Regions from separate parts of the Homo sapiens genome. Here region 1 is linked to region 2. A link is a contact called in ENCODE Hi-C or POLR2A ChIA-PET data. All regions are on one chromosome and are shown on one strand. Each heading gives the region's core, a stretch centred on a gene start or an enhancer-like site at or near the end of the contact. The rest is flanking DNA. Distances are from core to core; before and after follow the strand shown.

The links. A loop is a pair of places that touch in the nucleus more often than their neighbours do. ChIA-PET counts read pairs that join two places held with the same protein, here RNA polymerase II (POLR2A). Pooled maps may share reads with other maps.
Region 1: a loop to region 2 is called in a map of B cell, with 3 times the contacts of the local background. The contact joins the enhancer-like site here to the promoter of SLC37A3 in region 2. A Hi-C loop is called at or near these places in 3 of 168 maps with a recorded cell type or tissue (B cell, CD8-positive, alpha-beta T cell and naive thymus-derived CD4-positive, alpha-beta T cell), 4 of 37 single-sample maps with no recorded cell type and 12 of 50 pooled maps. POLR2A ChIA-PET finds 5 or more read pairs at or near these places in 3 of 52 experiments (HepG2, activated T-cell and activated naive CD8-positive, alpha-beta T cell).

What each region holds. Positions count from the first base shown.
Region 1 is chr7:140,237,793-140,241,133 of GRCh38, reverse strand. The region is part of intron 1 of LOC107986854 (a long non-coding RNA gene); the gene reads right to left. Among named protein-coding and RNA genes, the nearest start is that of KDM7A-DT, 62 kb to the right of the region's middle. Within about 2 kb of position 1,398, at least 3 of the 41 ENCODE cell types and tissues checked have a DNase peak (open chromatin) inside an H3K27ac peak, as active enhancers do.
Region 2 is chr7:140,397,280-140,400,780 of GRCh38, reverse strand. It overlaps SLC37A3 (solute carrier family 37 member 3), which reads left to right and starts at 2,251. Exons shown (of 15, transcript NM_207113.3): 1 at 2,251-2,365. RefSeq lists silencers at 2,104-2,333, 2,444-2,713.

The sequences.
Region 1 (3,341 bases), core at 149-2,648, 160 kb after region 2:
GGGAGTTTGAGATCAGACTGACCAACACGGTGAGGGTCAGCCCATCCAGAGCGCAATGGTTATTAGCCTAGGTGTAACCGAAACCCTGTCTCTACTAGTAGACAGGTTTAGTAGAAACCCTGTCTCTACTAAAAATACAAAATTAGCTGGGCATGGTGGCGGGTGCCTGTAATCCCAGCCACTTGGGAGGCTGAGGCAGGAGCATTGCTTGAACCCGGGAGGTGGAGGCTGCAGTGAGCCGAGATCACACCATTGCACTCCAGCCTGGGCAACAAGAGGGAAACTCTGTCTCTAAATAAATAAATTAATTAAATAAATAAAAATAAAAGCCCTGCGCTGACTCCATTCCTCAGTAGTGATGATTCCCCAAAACACTACAGTTCACCCTCCATAAAAGGGGTTGTCCAAGCTTGGAGCTCTCTGGGTCTGGGGTTTCCCCTCAGTAAAGTGAGGAATGTGGACAAGGAAACTTCTAGGACCTCTTCCTGTGCTCCCACATCCTCTGGCCCTAAGGGCTGTTTTCAGCTCCCCACCCCCATATCCCAAAGGATCAAAGGAATGGAAACTTAAGGAATTGGACCTTAAGGCTGTGGTGTCTGGGCTGGAGTGGACGGTGCTTTGCCACACACCTCTGGCATATCATCCTACAGCAGTGTTTCTCTTTTAAAAGAAAAAATTATTGCGGTGGCTCAGGCCTGTCATCCCAGCATTTTAGTACAGCGAGGCAGGTGGATCACCTGAGGTCAGGCATTCAAGACCAGCCTGGCCAACATGGTGAAACCCCATCCCTACTAAAAATACAAAAATCAGCCGGGTGTGGTGGTGGGCGCCTGTAATCCCAGCTACTTGGGAGGCTGAGGCAGGAGAATTGCTTGAACCCGGGAGGCAGAGGTTGCAGTGAGCTGAAGATCATGCCATTGCACTCCAGCCTGGGCAACAGAGCGAGACTCCGTCTCAAAAAAAAAAAAATTATTATGGACCCCAAGCTGACGAAATCTTTAATATTACCCAAATATATGTGCATATTAAGACCTTGGTATGCAAAGTTTAACAATACAACACCTCGTATTGTTAGGTAGTCTATCATCAGAAAAGTCAAGCAGAAAGGAAGAGAGAAGTCAGGGTGTCACTCTGGGCCCCCAACTTCAGGAGTGTTTCCATCAAGGGCTGCATTTCCCCCCTTGACAAACCCACCATAGCTCTGGCTTTGCTGGGTGATCCCTGGGTGCAGGGAAGCCCGACCCCTCCTTCTGTCCCCATTCATAGAATCCTGGACTGGCTAGGGGCCTAGAGAGATCACTAAGCACTGCTGAAATGCAGAAGACCAACTTCTAGACACAGGCACCCCGCCCCCTCCTTCTCTCCCTCCAGCCTAGGGGTGGCAGTCACTTACTGCTGTTGTAAACCTCTGGGCTGCCTCACCCTCTACTTTTTGGATCTTTGGTTTATTTGTCCTGGGTCCTAGGAAGGAGGTGAGGCAGCACTTCCTAAGGACGGGGAGTGCAGATGGCATAGGCAAGATGCCCGCAGAGGCTGATCCAGGCATGTGCTCAGCACAGCAACTGTAAGAGGAGAGCAGGGCTGGGCCAAGGGAGAAGGTGAAATGTGATGCACTTGCCACCAAAGCCCGGCCCTCCATCCCATGACGAGTTACAAAGCCCTTCGGAGTTGTCCTGAGTGGAGGCAAGGGGCTGGGTTTTTGCACCCCACTCCCCATATCTCACCCCTACATGGTTCGGTTGAATTCAGGCTGCCCCGCAAGGAAGGAGCCACCCTTGGGCCAGGCAGCCCCCTTCAGGCAGGGCTATTCCTGGGAACAGACTGGCGGTGAGCTGTCAGCAGTTGTATCCCAAAGAAGAACCTGGGCAGAGGCTGCAGAGTCGGCCACAGCATCAAAGCCCAGCTCTGCTTACTACCTGCGTGACCTAGACCCAATTCCTCATCCTTGTTTAGCATGCAGTTCAGTTTCCCCATCTGTAAAACAGGGAGGCTGTGAAGATCAAATGAGACCATGTTCCCGTAGGGGACAAGAAGCCCGCCCCTGGCTGGCTTCCCTCTAGGGAGCTGCTGCCAATCCCTTTGGCCAGGATCCAGGACTCTGCTTCAGCCACCTGTATAAGGGGGCGGGGACCCTGTGTGATGAGGTCTGTGCCAAGGTGTGGCCTTCCCTCCCACATCCTACTCTCAGGGGGTGGATGGATCTTGCTCTTCTCACTGGCTCCTCCAGCTCTGGGGACAGAACAAGGACGGCGAACCAAGGTCCTCTTGGAGCCTGTCCTTCTGGCCTCCCTCATCCTCCCCACATGAGCACTGGCAGGTTGGGCCCAAGCATGGCCAGGGAAGGGAGAACCTCTGGATCCTGGAGTTCCGAGCCTCAGCTGTGCCATGCAGCCCAGAGCCCTGCCCCGAGTGGAGTGTCAGGCTCTGTGCCATTTGCCTTTATCCTCTGTGTGTGCCAATCCCCAGGAACCCCACAGGAAGGAAGGGGTGGAAGAGCTAGGGCAGAATTCTGGCATTCCTGGGTCCCCTAAATCCCACCTGCACTCTGAATGGTAGAAAAGATGGGAAGATATAAATAGAAAGCAGTGGGGGTGTGGGGGAAGGTCAGCAGCACCCCAGACTGCTTCAGGGCCCCTGGGGACACAAGGAAACCTGATGTGAGTTGGAAAAGGTCCCTCCTCCGGGTGGACGCACACCCATGATGTGCAGCTTAGCTCACAGATGGCGCCTTTGTGCAAACTAGAAAAAGCCCTCAGCCCTCCCTGTGTGGTTGGGGTGCAGCGCCCAACCTGAATGAAGTCTCCACGGGATGTCACAGGTCCCTTGCACTGCCAGTTTTCTCAGCACACACGAAATTGAAGGTATAGCCTTGGGTTCTGCACATTTTGTGTGGCTTATGTGCCAACTGGGACAATCTGGTTATATGCCACAGAGCCCATCTTCCCAGACGTCAAACATCTGTCCACACCTTACAGCCTTTGCTGCTGCTCTCTGCGATGACAGTCATAGAATCCTGGACTGGCCAGAGGCCTAGAGAGATCACTAAGCACCACTGAAAGGCAGGAGACCAACTTCTAGACACAGGCACCCCGGCCTGGCAGCCTTTTTACCGTGTGTGTCCAGCCAGGCTCCCTGCTGCTCTGAGCCTATGCCTGGTAACTCATGTTTTCATGGACGTGGACAACAGCACCCTGCCCATAAGATGTGTCGCTGCAGGGTGGTGTGGGTACGGCAACGATCAGAGCTGGGCGACCTCAGTCTGTGTTTAGCTAGATTTGTTGTATCCACCCAGTATTGATCCTTATGGCTTTTCTTGAAAAAGTGGATATGGCCACAATGGG
Region 2 (3,501 bases), core at 1,002-3,501:
TATACACACACACATATATATGTATACACCCATATGTAAATATAACACAAAAAACTATGTATTTCACTCTATGTATATATATTTACCATTTTAACCGTTTTTAAGTGTACAATTCAATGGCATTAAATACATTGTTGTGCAACCAACATCACCATCCATCTCCAGGACTTTTTTGGCATCCCAAACGGAAACTCCATAGCCATTAAACAACAATTTCTCATTTCCCCTTCCCTCCAGCCATGGGCAACCACCATGCTACTTTCTGACTCTATGAATTTCACTACTCTGGCTACCTCATATAAGTGGAACTGTACTGTACTGGTCCTTTTATGTCTGACTTATTTCACTTAGCATAATGTTTTTGAAGGTTCGTCTATGTTGTAGTATGTGTCAGAATTTGCTACCTTTTTTAGGCTGAAAAATAAACGATTCACAATATATTTTTAAAAATAAAAGTAACATATTTGGCTCATTTATTTTTGCTCACCCTGACATCATATTTCTCCTTGGATGCCTAGAGACAAAACTACCACTGTATAAGGGCTAGAAACAAAACTACCACTGTATAAGGGCAAATAAAAATGAAAAATAACAGGCTTAATTCCTCTGCTGAAAATAAAGAGACTTCTCAGCCTTCTCTCTGTTCCTTCAAAATTTCTTTCTCTGTCCTTTTCGAATGTACACAAATCTTTATAACGGCGAAATGAGCCTCTTGCCAGTATCACAACTCAGAAATGTATCCTCAAGGACTTGGGGGTCATCTTTTTGAAATTCAGACGTGAGTTAGTGCCTGTATCTTCCAGTTCCTACATGAGGGTAAGAGACTAAATTAGTGGGTATGGGCGCCTTGCTCCAATTTGTAAAACTACCTCCTGCTATAAAGATATGCGAACTTTGGCCGGCTGCGGTGGCTCACACCTGTAATGCTAGAACTTTGGGAGGCCAAGGAGGGCAGATCACGAGGTCAGGAGATCGAGACCATCCTGGCTAACACGGTGAAACCCCGTCTCTACTAAAAATACAAAAAAATTAGCCAGGCGTGGTGGCGGGCGCCTGTAGTCCCAGCTATTCGGGAGGCTGAGGCAGGAGAATCCCTTGAACCCGGGAGGCGGAGCTTGCAGTGAGCTGAGATCACGCCACTGCACTCCAGCCTGGGTAACAGAGCAAGACTCCGTCTCAAAAACAAAAAACAAACAAACAAAAAGATATGCGAAGTTTAAAAAACGAACAACAACAACAAAAAGTTATGCGAAGTTTGTTTTGCTTCTGGATAAAGCCAACATGAGTGGTCTCCCCAATTACTACTATTAAGTAAGGAGGAACTATGTTTGACAAAAGGTGTTGTCAAGTTCTGTTATTTGAAGACTAGTGATTGTTTATCTTGAGAACAGGTATGTAATGGTTGTTGTGGAGATTTTCTGGATTAAGAGAAGTTTTTTTTCTTTAAAATTCGAACAAGTGTCTGTATTTTTTCCCTTTATTTAAGAAACGGTGGCGGCGGTGGTGGTGGTGGATGGGGGGCGGCTCTCACTACCTTGCCCAGGCTGGTCTCAAACTCTTGTTCTCAAATGATGCTCCTACTTCGGCCTCCCAAAGTGTTAGGATTACAGGTGTGAGACACTTGTGTTGGATTTTTTTTTTTTGGAGGCAGGGTCTCGTTCTGTTGCCCAGGCTGGTGCAGTGGAGCAATCACAGCTGCCAGCCTCAAACTTTTGGGCTCAAGCGATCCTCGCACCTCGGTCGCCCCAGTAGCAGGGACCACAGGCACATGCCACTACTCCTGGCTAATTTTAACATTTTTTGTAGAGATGGGGTCTGGCTATGTTGCTAAGGCTGGTCTTGAACTACTGGGTTCAAGTGATCCTCCCTTCTCGACCTCCTAAAGTGTTGGATTACAGGCGTGAGCCCACTGTGCCCGGCCTGCATTTAATTAGACACCTAAAATTTAGGCCGGTCAGTAGCACACTTAGCAGCACGTTACTTTTTATAAAAACAAAGACCGAATACCGCTTTTTTGAAAAAAAAAAAAAAAAAAAAAAAAAAAGGATGCACCAGTTCTCCCCATATCATTTCTTCTCTCTACCTCTCGTCTTTTGCAGCTAACATTACTGGCCAGGTCCGCAGCAGCAGAGTTCTGTGGGCTCCCAGCCTCCGCCCTCCTCGCCCTCCTCCGCGCCGGCAGGTGAGGCCGCGTGGCGGGACTACAACTCCCAGCGTGCCCCGCGACGGGAGGGTCACGTGGGCGTCCGGAAACCCTGGTCGCACCGCCAGGGGTGAGCTGGCGGCGGGGGAGGCGGGCAGCGGAGCCAAGCTGACCCGGCGAGCGGAGCCGGGGCTGGAGAGCGGCGACCACTGCGGATCTCGGGTGCGCAAGCGGTGATGCGTGGGGCCGAAGACCTGCTGGGGCGGGGGCGGGTCCAATCCGAGGGGCTTCCCGGGTCGGGAGGGCGGTGGGGAGATGTAGGTGGCGGCCCCCCTTGGGTGGGGCGCCCAGGCAGGGTCGGCCGCTCGCCCCCTCCTTCTCCTCCCTGGGCCCGGGCCTGGGGTCCCGGCCGTCACGGGGAGGCTGCGATGGGGTGGATGGGGAGGAGAAGGACCCCCGGGGGACCCTGCGGCCCGGCCCCGATCCATGCGGCAGAGGCTTTTGTGCTCCTCGCCCGCCTGTCCTCCGGCCGTGGGTCTGGGAGATTCTGACTTGATCAGAAAAGGGCTTGTCGTTCGGACCAGGGGAGAGGGGATGCTTTTCAGGTAGGTGGGGAAGGAAGCTCTTTGGAAAGGATGTATAGAGGTCAGAGAAGAAGCGTGGTCTCAGTGAGTGACTGGTTTTGTTTTCTGGTAACTAGCATGAACTCAGTCAAGGAATTTGGTCAAATTATTCGTCATTCCCTCCTTATTCTTCGCAGGGTGTGTTCTGTTTATTCTCAGTTTTGACAGGAGATAATGGGAATGTGTCCCCGGAGTTTTTAGTGTTTTTTTGAAATGTAAGATGGTAGGCTATCTCGTGGTAACTCTTACTGAAAAGTTTATAGTTTATAGGGAGGAGTGGTTCCTGGGGTGAGCAAAATCATTCAGTTGTTATCTTTTTGTCCACCGGTTTATTTCTACCTTTACACAAATTTATACATACATAAATATATATAACAGTTGTTGAAGGGAATGTCTTCAGTGCTTTGGTGCTTAAATGATTTCTTTTCAGTTTGTTTGATGTTTCTTGGATACTAGGCTCTATACTAAGAACTCCATATAAATTATCTCATTTAATTAATACATGAGGAAATTGAGCTTCGGGTTGGGCGCGGTGTCTCATGCCTGTAATCCCAGCACTTTGGGAGGCCGAGGCCTGTGGATTCCTTGAGGTCAGGAGTTCAAGACCAGCCTGGCCAACATGGTGAAACCCCGTCTCTACTAAAAATACAAAGATTAGCTGGGCGTCGTGGCGCATGCCTGTAATCCCAGCTACTCGGGAGGCTGAGGCAGGAGAATCGCTTGAACCTGGGAGGC